2 separate regions of the Homo sapiens genome follow, and region 1 is linked to region 2. Evidence: chromatin loops called from intact Hi-C (ENCODE). Cell type or tissue: B cell. All regions are shown on one strand.

Evidence for each region. Peaks named below come from ENCODE experiments on the same cell type or tissue, not always from the same donor. Only the 100,000 strongest peaks of a DNase experiment are listed, where the experiment ranks them.
Region 1: a loop joins it to region 2, with 10 times the contacts of the local background. A loop is called at or near these places in 2 of 110 quality-filtered maps.

Annotation. Positions count from the first base shown.
Region 1 is chr2:85,849,673-85,857,672 of GRCh38, reverse strand. All of the region lies in intron 3 of ST3GAL5 (ST3 beta-galactoside alpha-2,3-sialyltransferase 5), which reads left to right. Among named protein-coding and RNA genes, the nearest start is that of ST3GAL5, 35 kb to the left of the region's middle. RefSeq lists enhancers at 3,477-3,606, 3,977-4,076, 4,087-4,226. In B cell, no CTCF peak of the experiment used is centred here; DNase peaks (open chromatin) are centred at 3,632, 4,292, 5,384 and 6,062; H3K4me3 peaks cover 3,999 bases; H3K27ac peaks cover 6,613 bases.
Region 2 is chr2:86,076,379-86,084,378 of GRCh38, reverse strand. POLR1A (RNA polymerase I subunit A) reads left to right here. Exons shown (of 34, transcript NM_015425.6): 7 at 1,211-1,297; 8 at 2,673-2,778; 9 at 3,401-3,563; 10 at 6,095-6,265; 11 at 6,398-6,520. Among named protein-coding and RNA genes, the nearest start is that of POLR1A, 26 kb to the left of the region's middle. In B cell, CTCF peaks have their summits at 4,075, 4,278 (motif pointing right) and 5,443; DNase peaks (open chromatin) are centred at 3,748, 4,298 and 5,408; H3K27ac peaks cover 3,244 bases.

The sequences.
Region 1 (8,000 bases), 230 kb after region 2:
TCCTACTGATCTCTCCAGTCTTTTTGTGCCACCTCCATTGTCCCAACTCTATGTATTTTAGGCACACTCAACCCCTCACAGGTCCTTGGGTAAACCTCTTCTCTTCTTTCCTTTTCTCTTTTTTTTTTTTTTTTTTGAGACGGAGTCTCACTCTGTCTCCCAGGCTGGTGTGCAGTGGCATGATCTCAGCTCACTGCAACCTCCACCTCCTGGGTTCAAGTGATTCTCCTGTCTCAGCCTCCCGAGTAGCTGGGATTACAGGCATGTGCCACCACACCCAGCTAATTTTTGTATTTTTAATGGAGATGGGGTTTTGTCATGTTGGCCAGGCTGGTCTTAAACCCCTGACCTCGGGTGATCCACCCGCCTCAACCTCCCAAAGTGCTAGGATGACAGGCATGAGCCACTGAGCCCAGCTTCTTTTCTTTTCAGCAGGGCCTCACGCTGTCACCCAGGCTGAAGTGCAGTGGCCCGATCATTGCTCACTGCAGCCTCAACTTCCCAGGCTCAAGCAATCCTCCCACCTCAGCCTCCTGAGTAGCTGGGACTATAGCATGCACCACCATACGTGCCTATTTTTTTTTTTTTTTTTTTTTTTTTTTTTTTGGTAGAGGCAGGGTCTTACCGTGTTTCCCAGGCTAGTCGCAAACTCCTGGACTCAAGTGACTCAAGTGATCCTCCTGCCTCAGCCTCCCAAAGTGCTGGGATTATAGACATGAGCCACCATGCCCTGCCCTTAAAACATTTTTATTGAGATATAATTAACACACCACATAGTTCACCCATTTAAAGCATACAGTACAGCCAGGCATGGTGGCTCCTGTCTATAATCCCAGCTTTTTGGGAGGCCGAGGCAGGAAGGATCATTTGAGGCCAGGAGTTTGAGACCAGCCTGGGCAACATACCAAGACATCATCTCTATTAAAAATAAAAACATTAGCCTTGTGTGGTGTCTCACAACTGTAGTCTTAGCTACTCCAGAGACTAAGGCAGAAGGATCACTTGCGCCCAGGAGTTTGAGATTACAGTGAGCTATAATCATGCCACTGCACTCCAGCCCATAAAACAGAACAGAACAAGACACTGAGAAAAAAAAAAGGGATACAGTGCAGTGATTTTGTGCAATACACTATGGTTTTAGTGATTTACAGAACTGTGCAACCATCACCATGATCTAAGTTTAGAAGGTTTTTAGTATCCCAAAAAGAAACTCCATATCCATTCATAGTCACTCCCTATTTCCCCCTCCCCACAAATCCTAGGCAACCAGTAATCTACTTTCTGTCTGTATAGATTTGCCTATTATGGACATTTCATGTTATTCATTTCATGGTCTCCTGTGACTGGATTCTTTCACTTAGGATAATGTTTTGAAGGTACACCCATGTTGTAGCATGTATCGGTACTTCATTATTATTTCTGGATAATACCTCATTGTATGGATATACCTCATTTTGTTTATCCATTCATCAGTTAGTGGACATTTGGGTTGTGTCCACTTTTGGCTATTATGAATAATGCTGCTGTGAACATGTGTATGTAAGTATTTGTGTACCTGTTTTCAGTTCTTTTATGTATATACTAGGAATATAGTTGCTGGGTCATATGGTAACTATGTTTTGCTTTTTGAGGAACTGCCAAGCTGTTTTCCAAAATGGTTGCATTATTTTACATTCTTGTAAGCAAGGTACCAGAGTTTCAGTTTCTCCGCATCTTTATCAACATTTGTTATTATCTTTCCTTTTTTACTACTGTCATCCTGATAGATGTTAAGTGATATCTCATTGTGGTTTTGATTTGCTGATAGCTAATGATGCTGAGCATCTTTCCCATGTGCTCTCATTGACCGTATGTGTGTTTTCTTTGGAGGAATGCCCATTCAGATCCTTTGCCCATTTTTAATTGGGCTATTTGACTTTTTATTCTTAAATTGTAAGAGTTCTTTCTGTGTTCTGGATACCAGTACCCTATATCTGGTATGTGATTTCCAAGTATTTTCTCCACTCTCTAAGTTGTCTTTTCACTTTCTTTAGGGTATCATTTTTAGCACAAAAGTCTTTAATTCTGATGAAACCCAATTTACCTATTTTTCCTTTGGTCATTTATGCTTTTGGTGTCATATCTAAGAAACTATTGTTTAGTCCCAAGTTTTCTTCTAGTATGTTTATAACATACTACCTCTTACATTTAGGTCTTTGATTCGTTTTGCATTAATTTTTGTATATGGTATATTAGTCCATTTTCACTACTGATAAAGACATACCTAAGACTGGGCAATTTACAGAAGAGGTTTAATTGTAGTTACAACTCCACATGGCAGGGGAAGCCTCACAATCATGGCAGAAGGCAAGGAGGAGCAAGTCACGTCTTACATGAATGGCAGCAGGCAAAAGAGAGAAACTGTGCAGGGAAACTCCCATTTTTAAAACCATCAGATCTCATGAGACCCATTCACTACCACAAGAACGGCACAGGAAAGACCTGCCCCCATGATTCAGTCATCTACCACTGGGTCCTTCCCACAACACATGGGAATTATGGGAGCTACCAGATGAGATTTGGGTGGGGACAAAGAGTCAAACCATATCAGTGTGAGGTCAGGGTCCAAGGTCATCCTTTTGCATGTTGTTCTCCAGTTGTCCCAGGACCATTTGTTGAAAAGAACTTTCCTCTATTTGCTGCATTCTTTCTTTCTTTGCTGCCTAGAGCCTTTCCCTGCCCTTCGCCCTTCTGTTACTCGTATTTTAAGTCAAGTCTCAGCTCAGCGGTTACCCCTTCTAAGAGGCTATCCCTGATCGTCCCTCTGTGTGTGTGAGAGAGCCCCCTCATGCCTTAATCCTGATGTTTATCATTGTAGGATTTCAGCTGTTCATCTTCCCCACTTGTTTTCCAGGCCAGGTCTTGGGAGACAGGGGCTGTGTGCTTAACATCTTACATTACTTAATATGCACTTACATATATTCAACTTCAGGGGGAAGGGGAGATAGTACTTGAATCACAGTGTAATCTTCCATTACCTGTGAACTCTAGATTGTACAGAAAATCCGGTTATAACTTGTAATTCTTTGAGTACATCAGTAATGCACCTTAGGTTTAATGTGAGGAACAGGACTGATAGTTCTCTTCAACCTAAACATCCACTGGTAGACAGGGAAAAGCCCAGCACCCGCTCCCTGCCCCTTCTCCCTGAACCATGGAATGTAAGTCCTTTCATTAGGCTACTGGGCCAATTTTTAGACCTAAGCTCATGGCTGGACCAATAGTAGCCTTCATAGATGCCAATGCCCTTCCTTGATGGGCTTCAGTGAGGACTCCTGACCAATCACTGACGAGGGGGGTTGGGAGGACTTCTGATGGGGGAGTTGGCCTCCCTGGTCCTACACCTACCTGCCTGGAGAAGGAGCCAAAGCCACTTAAGCAAAACTGAGCAGCAGCCCACAGTGTCCATCTACCATGTCACCCCAGTGCTGAGCGATTTCTAAAAGGTTACTTTTTTCAATTATTTAAAAAAAACACCAAAAATTCAAGTAATACGGAAATAAGTAAAGGAGAAAGTCCCCTGTAATTTTTCATAGAGAAAGAGGAAGGAATGGGGGGCAGCTGTGTAAGTCAAACATGTTTGTAAAACTCCGTGAGTTTGAAACTAGTAAAATAGAAAGTGAAAGCCTGCTATAATTATGGTGGAATTGAGGGTGTCTTATTGTGTTACTAGAGAATTTTTTTAAGTAGGTTTTTAACATTTTGACCTTGTTAAAATGCTCCACTTTTCAAAACGGTCCTGACAGGATATCCTGCTTCCTTCCACGCAGAAGAGGTGGTTTGTGCAGAAGTGCAGGCCTCAGAATGCTTTGCACATGAGAGGAATGGCAAGAGTTGCCTATCACTGAGGATTTGGGGAGGAGGGATCACAGGATATGGGACTGAAAATGAGACAGGGCCAGATAGCAAAAGGCCTTGAATGCTACACTAAGCACGAAGCAGCTCCTTAATTTGTGCATCACTGAAGCAAGAATAGAGTGGAGGACATGGCCCGTGTGGTCCTCGTGTTCTGAGTGGCTATGACATGGAGTTCTGTGTGAGCTCTCCATGAAGAAAATCCCGTCTCCAGGCAGTCAGTGGAGATTTGATCCTTACCACAAGAGCACGTGGACAAATTTGAATTATCGTGGATGTATATGGGCAGAAGAAGGTCTCAGAGCCATAAGGGTGGGGCCCTGTTAGCTCTGTTGGTTCCACTCAGCAGCCCACAGTGTGAGTGGGACCCTGCCAGCCCTGCTAGACTTGAGCATTGTCTGGTGACGCTGGTCCCCGCCTTCATTACTGCAGCAGAGGAAGTGTGGCTGTGGCAGTTGTGGGTTTTGTATTTTCTATTTAAATATGTCCCTTAATGTGCCAGTTGTTAAAAAGACTACCAGTGGGCTCTGAAGGGATGCCTGGACACTTTGAAAGTGTGGTTCAGATGTGAAATTGCACTCAAAAGATGTTTTAAGAGAGACGAGGGCACGTTGATGTCAGTTTCGGTTTGGGCTGTGTAGTAGCAGCATTTTGAACTTGGCCCTCTCTCCTTTCTGAGAGCTAAAGACCTTATCTCCCTGCGGATGGCATTGCGTGCAGTTAATTATGGCCAGATGGACTCAGCCGCTTCTTCATCGTCTTCTCTCGGACTCTGCAGACCTACACCGTGCCTTTAAAGGAAGCAGGGCCCTCCCTGCTGAAGCATTCAGTGAGCCCAGGCACCAGCATCTTCAAACCGAGTCTTTTCTCTCCTTAGTGCTGCTCCCCGCTTTCCAGGCCTTCCTGGGATATCTTAGAGGTAAGAAAACTGAAGCCTCGACCTAGGGAGAAATGCTTTAACAAAGACGACGCTGCTAGTTAAATCAATCTAGAACTGAGTCCAGCCTCCAGATCTCCTGATTATTTTTTTTTCTAACAGTTGATGGGATGAAATCTACATAAGATTTAATCCTTTGAAGCCCATTGTTTGATGAGTATTAAAAACTTATGCAGCCACGCCTCTGTCACCACAATCCCGCTTTAGCACATTCCCATGGCCCAAGCGAGTTCCCCGGAGCCCCTCTGCAGTCAGTCCCCACCCTCAACCCCACCCCAGGCTTCCACCAACTGGTTGAGTTTATAGTGTAGTGTTATTTCCATGACTTGGTTATTTAAATTTTTTTCTGCTTCTAACTGGGTAAGAGTTATAACTTAAATGTGAGTAAAATATGTCAATAACGTGACCCTCAGTTATTGTCCTTGTGTGATATCATACAAGTCTCCACACATGCCAGGTACTGGGCAAAATGCTTAGGGCATCAGAGCAACCTGCGAAGAAGCGACCAGCACCAGAGTTTACAGGTGTGGGAAATGAAAGTTCCACAAGGTCACTGATGCCCCCAGATCACGTGATCCATGGCAGAATTGAGCTCCTTCCCACATCTCATTAATGCCAGACACAAGTTTTCTTTCAATCTGAATGCTCTGCCCTGTTCCGGATTTTTAAAAAATAATAAGTGCAATAGAACATTGCCTTTTACTAAGAATTATGCCACTTACTTGTATTTCTGAGAAGGGTTGTCCTTAAGATTTCAGAGTGGAAATGAAAGTGGGGATTTTGCTGAGGAAAATTACTTTGATTGTTTTTAATACCTTTCTGTGAATTTCACATGATGTTTTTATGGCACACTGCCACAGCATTAACAATTGGCACTACCAGATGTCTACTTTGTCTTAATTGTGGGCAACCTGCAAGCGCAGCCTGGAAGATGTTAAAAACTGAAACCTTTATTTTTGTCCCTGGATATAAGACGAACGGGAGTTCTTGTATTTTACGAGAGAGTCACCAGCTCCTGGCTTCCAGTGAGCCTCATCTGGATGAATGCCACCCAGGCCCCAGCTGACGCCTCTGAGGCCTTCCTGGGAGCTCTGGAGTCCTCACAGCCTAGTCACACTGCTTCCTCTCTTCATTGCAGCTCCTGAAGGTGCGGCACTCGCCTTGAGGCACTTTCTTCTGAGCTGTGAGCTATGGGCAAGCAGTGGAGGGGGAAGAGAGCAGCTGAAGCAGATGCCGGTTCAACTTACTTAAAGATGTGGGACAAGCTCTGAGGAAGCCCCCAAGACAATGATGTCTGGTTGTGCACCATTGAAGCAAGAACAGAAACCATCCCAGAGTGGAGGACATGGCCCATGTGGTCCTCCTGTTCTGAGTGGCTATGAGATGGAGTTCTGTGTGAGCTCTCTACAGAAAAAGCCCTGTCTCCAGGCAATCAGTGGAGATCTGTTAAACGAGTTGAAACAAAAGAGGACAAGGAATTGCTGTGGCTTTAGACGTTGCCAGGACATGTAGAAACTCACTCAGGATTTACTACTGCATCCACTGTCACTTAGGCGCAGGAGGGGTCACAGTCAGAAGGTGACTACTGAGAAATGTGCCCTACCCACAGTCTAGAAAATTAAGTTTGGGCTGGGCGTGGTGGCTCACATCTATAATCCCAGAACTTTGGAAGGTGGAGGCAGGTGGATCACTAGGTCAGGAGTTTGAGACCAGCCTGACCAACATGGTGAAACCCCGTCTGTACTGAAAATACAAAAAGTAGCCGGGTGTGTCAGTGCACGCCTGTAATCCCAGCTACTCAGGAACCTGAGGCAGGAGAATGGCTTGAAACTGGGAGGCAGAGGTTGCAGTGAGCTGAAATTGCGCCACTGCACTCCAGCCTGGGTGACAGAGCGAGACTCTGTCTCAAAAAAAAAAAAAGAAAAAAAAAGAAGAAAATTAAGTTTGAAACCTGAAATTAACCTCTTGGTGAGAATGGAAATGGAATGAAATTTCACTCCTTTCCAGATGCAGCTTCTGAAGAGGAGACCTGGCAGCCTGGCGAGCATCCAGCTCGCTCACGCACCTCTTTCTAGTCCCGTGGCCATCAGTGAGCTTCTCCGGGTCCCTCTTGCCACTTCTCAGATGTTCCTTTCTGTCCTAGGAGATTTGTAAAACCAGATACTTAGGATATGATTCTCTAGTGGAGGGTTAGGCCTTTAGGTCTCTAAAAATTGCCATTCATGACCTTCGGGCCTAGGGTTTTGAGATGAATGTGCAGTGTGTGTGGCCGCTCTGTGTGTCCCGCTTCCACCAGCTTGGCATTAAGCACCCGGAGCATCACCTGCTGGGCAGGCCTGGCCAGGGGTGAGCCCCTCCATTCGGGGGCTCAGGGTCAAGGCAGATTCCTTGCTTGGCTTTCCTGCTGATTTCCTCATGAAGATGCCAATTCGTATTTAAACATTTGTTATCAATGGTGGTGTTTGTGTGCTGATTTCTATAGGTAGAGGCTGTTGTTTTAGGAGCCAGGTTTGCTGGGCCAGCTCAGACCTCTTACAAAGTGAAGATACTAATGATCGTCTTGCAAGGTGCCATAGTGTCGTGAGGGTGAACTGAGGCAGTGGCTATGCATGGTGTCTGCAGCAGCGTTTCTGAGGCTCCAAGAATATCAGTTCCTTTTTCAGAAATGGGGCCAGATTCTTCGGATGTAGACAGTGTTCTCTTCACGGATGCTAACAACTTATCAAAGCTATAATATATTAAGTATCTCTGTTATAATAGGATAGATGCATTCCTAAAAAAATGTGTTAAGCAAAAATCAGAAAATGAAAATAAAAATAACAAGGCCTTGAGGAAAAGCATAGTTGGGATGAACATTTAAACCTATACCCCAGTAATAATCCTCATAATGATACTGACAAAGTTGAAAAGATATGTTGAATTCCTAATAAATATCCCAGTAAATATAGGATTACACACACACACACACACACACACACACACACACTTCTGCCTGTGAGAAGGTAGTGAATAGGAGGAGTAATGCAGGGCCAATTCCAAGGCTGCTAAATATGGAGACAAGGATAAAAAAGCACAAAGATAGGAAGAACTACCTGACAGGGGTTCTGAGTCAGCATTTGTCCAGCTGAGCCAAGAGGAAGACTGGGGTGAATGGACACGCATACCATAT
Region 2 (8,000 bases):
GCGATACGATCTCGGCTCCCTACAGCCTCTGCCTCTCAGGTTCAAGCGATTCTCCTGTCTCAGCCTCCCTAGTAGCTGGGATTACAGTCATGTCCAGTATTTTCTTTTTTTCTGAGACGGAGTCTCGCTCTGTTGCCCAGGCTGGAGTGCAGTGGCACAATCTCCGCTCACTGCAAGCTCCGCCTCCTGGGTTCACGCCATTCTCCTGCCTCAGCCTCCCGAGTAGGTGGGACTACAGGCGTCCACCACCATGCCCGGCTAATTTTTGTATTTTTCATAGGGACACGGTTTCCCTGTGTTGGCCAGGCTGGTCTCAAACTCCTCAGGTGATCTGCCTGCCTTGGCCTCCCAAAGTGCCCAGAAAGTTTTGAACCTGAAAGACACACTACTTACTTGTCTTAGGTAATCATCTTAAATGCCTGGTCCCTACCTCCTGAATGGCAGTCCCAAGCCTCGTTTTCTCATGTAACCTGGGTATTGCTGGTAGATGGCATCCCAGAGTGATCTTGCTTAGTGTGAGAAACCAAGCCCAATCTATTCCTCACACACCAGTATGATATTTGTAAAAAGAAGTCAGTATATATTTACCTATAAAAATACTTATTTATCCATAATTCAACTTATATGAACTTTTCTGGTAAAAAACAGGTAGATAAAGATATTTATTATAATGTTACTTATAATAGCAAAATATGGAAATCAATCCAGATGTCCAATTATGAGAATATGGTTAAGTGAATTAGGAATCATCCTTAATGGAATATCACATAGCCATGAAAAATGGTGATCAGGCAAAAGCTACATAGCAACATGCAGACATGCTGATGAGATGATACTAAAAGGGCAAAGTAGTGTGCAAAATAAATCCACACTGAAGATTACAGTTGTGTAAAATACGTGTATAGACAAAAAGGCCTGGAAAACAATATATAAAAGTGATAGGAGTTGTTAATGTGATGGGATTATGGGTAATGTTTTCTTTTACTTTGCTTTTTTTTTTTTTTAGGTTTTATACAATAGCCATATGGTTTTTATTACTATAGAAATGAGATTAAGGGCCAGAGGGAATCCAGGCCTGATAATATGCTACCCTTGAGATTGATTTTTGTGGTCAAGTTGCAGGCTTGGGGATAAAGAATTGATAAATCCCATTGCAGAAAGAGTACCTGTTTCTGATTTATTGCACTTTGATTCTCCTCCTTGGCTCCAGGAATTGAGGAAGCTCAGATAGGAAAACGAGGATACTTAACACCCACCAGTGCCCGCGAACACCTTTCTGCCCTGTGGAAGAATGAAGGTGCTGTATCAGGCTAAAGAAATAGCCTTGATCTTCTCTAGGCTTTTATTTCCTGGACTCATTAACCCTGCCTTATTACTTCTTTTAAGTTGTAGTGATTGTAGCTTCCTCCTGGAACTGATCCAGAGGTTTGGGGCAGTCTTCAGGGCACATTGACATTGAGTCATAGAGCAGGAGAGGTCATACCCAGCACCAAAAACTTGACAATTATCGCAGCTGAGCCTGGTTATGAAATGACAACTGCAGGTGGGCCTCACTTAATACAGGTTGGCATATTTTTAGAAGGTTCAGTGTAACTTATTTTAAATGCCCGTAAGTAAAATGCTTTGTCCTTCTGTGAATCAAAGAATGAACTCTGTCTTATTTAAATTGGGACTTTACTATAAGGGAAATCCTTCTTTCCTTTTGAGTGTATAACAAAACCTACGCAGTATATTCAAGCCCTTGTGAGAGTATGTTGTGGAACGCTGACTATAACCTCTGTGTAATAAGCGCTTACAAATGAACATGTTGTTAAAGAGGTATCAGAAAAAAAAAAAAGCACTGGAGTTAGTATGATTGCTTCTGTGGCAGGCCCTAGTACATTTTAATCTTTTTCTCTAGGCATTTTTTAAAGTAACCAGAAACCTGAAATAAAGCTTTGATCCACAGAAGATCCTTTCTTGGCAGTAACTGTTAGGGGTGGGAGGAGGCTAACTTAAAAAAAAATTTTTTTATTCAACATATTTTTTATGAAGATCAAAGTAATGATGTGTGTGCTGTCTGTGTTTTAATAGTCCAGGAGGGTGATTAAAAACAAGTGAAGTTTCTTCCCCATCCTTGCCCATCTCAGTCCCTGGTTTAAGAGCTATTGTCCCTGTAGTACCCATTTTTATGCTATCATATCCCCTGCATACAAACTGTCATGTACACAGGGGCTATTTTTTGTTTTTATAAAGAAAAATGAGGCCAGGCACGTTGGCTCATGCCTCCAATCACAGCAATATGGGAGGCTGAGGCAGGTGGATCAATTGAGCCCAGGAGTTCGAGACCAGCCTGGGCAACCAAGCAAAACCTCATCTCTTAAAAAAAAAAATACAAAAATTAGCTGGACATGATAGCACGCACCTGTAGTCCCAACTACTTGGAAGGCTGAGGTGGCAGGATTGCCTAAGCCTGGGAGATCAAGGCTGCAGTGAGTCATGATCGCACCACTGCACAGCAGCCTGGGCGACAGGAGTGAGACCTTTTCTCAAAAAAGAAAACTGTGACCTTAACTCTACATATTATCTTGTATTCTGTTTTTTCCTCACTCAGTAATATTTTTATGGTTGTCCTCCCATGCCCTTAGTGATAGATTTAAATGGTCTTCTTGGTTTATTTCTTTCCAACGCAGGATTCTTTCTGAACTACCTTTTTTCGGGAATGGATGATGATGGTATGGAATCCAGATTCAATCCCAGTGTGTTCTTTCTAGATTTCTTGGTGGTGCCGCCCTCAAGGTAATACCCTTTAATTAACTTATTTCACCTGAAAAAAAGCGTACTAAGGAACTGAAATGTGACCTCTAGGAGAGGTGAAAGGGCCAAGGGCACTGAGAGACAAAGCTGCAGTTCCGCTCCAGGTGCAGGTGGTGGGAGGGCTTGCTTTCCTTCCCGTTTGTTGTGAACGCAATAGGAATGTTGGTTGTTTTTGTTTGTTTGTTTTGAAGTGGAGTCTTGCACTGTCTCCCAGGCTGGAGTGCAGTGGCATGACCTTGACTTACTGCAACCTCTGCCTCCTGGGTTCAAGTGATTCTCCTACCTCAGCCTCCTGAGTAGCTGGGATTACAGGCACGCACCACCACACCCAAATAATTTTTGTATTTTACATAGAGATGGGGTTTCACCATGTTGGCCAGGCTGGTCTCGAACTCCTGACCTCCAGTGATCCACCTGCCATGGCTTCCCAAAGTACTGGGATTACAGGCTTAAGCCACCACACCCAGCCGGAATGTTGGTTAGGAAGGTTGGTTGTTTTGAGCATGGTGGGGTGTGCTCCCTACAGTAGGCATGGGTGAGAGGCTGAAGAACATGACCCTTTCCTCACACTAAACATTCATTTATTCCGTATGTCCCCCTGCAGGTATCGCCCAGTCAGTCGCCTAGGAGACCAGATGTTTACTAATGGCCAGACGGTGAACTTGCAGGCTGTCATGAAGGATGTAGTTCTGATTCGAAAACTTCTGGCATTGATGGCCCAAGAACAGAAGTTGCCAGAGGAAGTGGCCACACCCACTACAGATGAGGTCAGGGCTGCTCTGTTGCTGATGTGATGAGCACACATGCTTAGTGCTAACTCTGTGAGCTGTGGATGTAGACACTGGGTCTGGGAGATGCTTCCTGGGATGTTCTGTGCAGCTGGCAGCAGCCTTAGTGTGAGCTCTGGGCTTAGGGGGCACCTAGGAACATTAGGGGGACACACATGGGTCTGAGCATGGAAAGGTGTGGGTTCTGGTCTAGCTTCTACACCGAACGACCATGCCAGGTGACCCTAGTTGAGTCACTTCCTTATACTAGTGTCTGCTATAAAGTGCATGTGATTTGTGGTGAGATTTCACACCTAGGCTGTTCCGGGCTACCAGCTCTCGCAGCTCTAGAAAGAATAGCCTACTTCCCTCAGGCTTTAAGAGTGTCCCTTTTGGGTCACAGTACTAGAGCTCATGTTGCCAGCTCTATTTTGGACACGTTAATGTCTCCAGCATTGGGGTCAGGAAGGCAGTATTGCAGAGTGGAAATTCCTCTCAGAATAGGACAGTTTCAACTAACATTTCCTGAGCCCCATCTGTGTGCCGGGTTAATTAGTAGGTGTTCAGTGGGTACAAAGGTGAATTGGGCACCCAGGAAGCTTGCTGAGGTCATCAAGATCCTTCCCAGCTCTAAAGTACTCTCTGGATGCAAATAGGCAGCCTTGGGTAGACAGTCCGGGTTCTCAGACTCCAGCCGCTGCGACAGTCCCGCTGTCTGCCAGGCCCATCACAAGGTGGCGCCACTGTCTCTTGGACACTTATGGTGCAGGTTACACTTGGGGCTTTCTGTGGTTTTGCTTGTTTCCTGATCGGCCCGCATTGGTGTGCTTTTAAAAACTCCTTAGTGTAAAAGACATCAGCCATGTGCATGCCTTAGTGCAGTTTCCAAGAAAAGACCATGGGATAACTGTACCCAGTGACCAGGGTTGATGTCCCTTAAAAATCGGGCAGCCTGGCCAGGCATGATAGCTCAAGCCTGTAATCCCAGCACTTTGGGAGGCTGAGGCAGGAGGTTCACTTGAGCCCAGGAGTTTTAGACCAGGTGGGCAACATGGCGAAACCCTGTCTCTACCAAAAATACAAAAAATAGCTGGGCATGGTGGTTCATGCCTATGGTGCCAGCTACTCAGGGGGCTGAGGTGGGAGGATCACTGGAGCCAGGGAAGTCGAGGCTGCAGAGAGCTGTGATCGCACCACTGCCCTCCAGCCTGGGTAACAGAGTTAGACCCCATCTCAATAATTAAAAAAAAAAGAAAAATTGGTCGTCCCCTTTGTCAAACAAATGCTTCGCCTCTGAGGGGCAAATAGCATCCTCTGATTCCTATGTCCCACTGCCCTCTTTCCTTGTGATTGACAGGATGTGTTTTTTCTCCCCCCTTACTCTCTGTGTTCCATCCTCATGGCAGCCCTTGCCAGTCACCGTCTAGGCATTGGGGATACTCCAGTGAGACAAGTTCTCACTCATTTCACAATCACTGGTCTTGAGCCAGGTAATGCCATGAGCAGTGAGTTGGGCTAACAGGGCCCGGTCATCATGCAGGTGATCGTATCTCCCTCTGGGACTCCAGCCAGAAGGGGACCCTGAGTGTTTTATGTAGAATACATCTATTTTCCCTAGAGCTAAAGAAGATTCCTGTGTTCCTCAGGTTTGATGACAAGCCCACTTCATCACTACTGGGTTTTCATAACATTCTCGTTTACTGAATCTTCACCCACCCTCACCCTCCCACCTCAAGACACTGACAGGTTTCTTCTCTTATCTGCCCACACTGGAAGACGTGGGACCATCTGTCTCCTTGTGTCATACCCAGTCGATTGGGCCAGTAGGTGGCCAGACAGTATCAATAGGTGGTGCTCTAAGCCAGCTGAAGGCTTCTGTGTATTTCTGTCCCCTGGGTAGGGAGTGGGAGAGAGGAGGAGACAGGGCTAGGGGCAAAAATATTAAAAAAGGATTGGTTAAATATTCCAATGAGACTTGGCAATCAGCCACTAACTTGATATAGCTCAGCTGGAGACCCACATCTTAGTTGATGACATAGAATATCGTATGGCAAACCTAGTTCCTTTTAAGAAATTGTTCCACCTGCATGTTTGTAATTGGTTTGGATCAAGTTTTTCAAAGCCATAAATAAAACTGAAACTGCATGTGAGAATTGGTTATCTGGCAAGATAACAGAACTTCATAAGAAATGTACTGATGTGGGAAGGACTTCTTAGTTTTCTTTAGGAATTGCATATTAAGGGATTTCAGCAAAAATGCCTTAAGAAAGAAGCATGCTTATAAATTTTGAGTTCATCTTACTACTAGAAAGAGACAGGCTGGTAAATATATAATAGTGCTGATATGTCTTATTGACATGTACTTACAAGATTGATTTATTAGCATGTTTGTCTCTGATCTGTCAGGTTCAGAGGAGATAAACTCCAGAGTGCATAGTTGTCAGATCCAGGGTAAGAAAGAAAAATTAAATCAAGCCAGGCCTTTTGGAGCTTTTTTCCATCATCCCTGTTTTCTTGGTTTCATCTTCCAGGAAAAAGACTCTTTGATTGCTATTGACCGATCCTTTTTGAGTACACTTCCAGGCCAGTCCCTCATAGACAAACTTTACAACATTTGGATTCGCCTTCAGAGCCACGTCAATATTGTGTTTGATAGCGAGATGGACAAACTAATGATGGACAAGTACCCAGGCATTAGGCAGGTGAGCAAAAAACTGGATTCCCATTGCTAGCTACAGAAGATAAATAATAAACATTGTGTATTGAAACAAGAAACTAATAAGCCTACTGGAATTCTTGTTGAATGTTTTTTATGACCTTTTTTCTCCATAAAGATCCTGGAGAAGAAAGAAGGCCTGTTCCGAAAACACATGATGGGAAAGCGAGTGGACTACGCTGCGCGCTCAGTCATCTGCCCAGACATGTACATCAACACCAACGAAATTGGAATTCCCATGGTGTGTGTGTGTGTGTGTGTGTGTGTGTGTGTGTGTGTGTGTGTGTGCGCGCGCGCGTGCAGGGCTCATTTGCTCCCCGTGGGTGGCAGATGAGAATGCCGCAGAGGACTGGGGACAGGATGTGCAGCAGATTATTCTGGCTTGGGCGGAACTAGCTTCTGCCTCTTCCTGGACAGCCCACAAGGAGGTGACTGGAAGCTGCATGATGGCATTGCTGTCACTCCTTGCTAGGCTTACAGACACCTCCTACCAACAAGTCAGCACCAGGGAGCTGACTGCAGGGTGTTCCACATCCCCGCCGGCATAGCTTCCTCCTGCCCACTTCAGCCTAGTCTTTTGACCTTCCTCACCAAATTGAATACATGACAGGGGAGAGGAAGAGGGCATGGGGCATATCAGTTATCAGTCCTGTGTACTTTCCAGGCATCAGAAATGTGTACCCCAGGTTACTGGGAAGAGGAAAGGGAGTGAGTCCCGGAGAGAGGCGTGTGCATGTTGCCCAGGTCCTGTTTCGCTTCTCAGGGTCAGCAGCTTGCTGTTCACCTGTTAGTGCTCTCCCCCCGACCCCCTCCGGGAGCTAGCTTCGTCTTCTCACATCCTTAGCACTTCATGCTGTGGTGCTCAGCAGCAGCAGCCTTTAATCGGCTTCCTCCTTAATGGGCCGGCCTCTATGTCAGTAATGTGAAGGTGGTTTAATTTCCCTCCGTGGAGAGCCTCATTTCCTTGCACGCCACCCCCTCCACCCCTCTCTGGGGACTGGTGATGAGCAGCGCTGAAGTGTTCTTTCTGATCATCCTGTGTCCCCATGGCCTCATCTCTTTGTGGCACACTTGGGTTTCCTGGACAAAGGCGTGATGTGTCAGGAGACAGCAGTCTGAGAAGGCCCAGTCCTGTACCCACTGCCTCTTGGGAACCATAGTCCTTGCATTCAAAGGCTGGATCATGTGGTGAGGACCAGCTTTGCAAAGTCCAGTGGTGACATTCCCAAATCTGAGGTCCCGAGGAGACATGTAGCAACTTTTGGTTGCCCTCTCTGGACAGGGCAGGGGCCACCCTTGTTGGCCTTGACTTCATAGTGCCTACAGTGTCCCCAGCTCTGTGAGAGACCTTTTGTGCTGCCTTTTCTATCTTCTAGGTGCTGGGTTCTCTTTCTTAGATCTGGGTTTGTTTGGTAGTGGCTTGTCCCTGGAGGAGAGACCCCGAAGTCACTTCTCTGCCCACCTGCAGACTGCTGCAAGTCTCAGGGCCATGGTGGCCTGGGGCGTAGGTATTCCTCACAGGATAGCTGGGAAGATTAGAGTGGATAGAACTGCCTCTGGCCCCTTGGATCACACACTTCCCATAGAGCACTGTTGACAGGTGCCACAGGAGCAAGGAGCTGGAGACCAGCAGTGAAGCACAGACTAATGTGCTCCCATATAAAGCAGTGTCCAGGGGTGGAGACAGACAGTAAATAGATAGACAAGTATATGTATGCTCT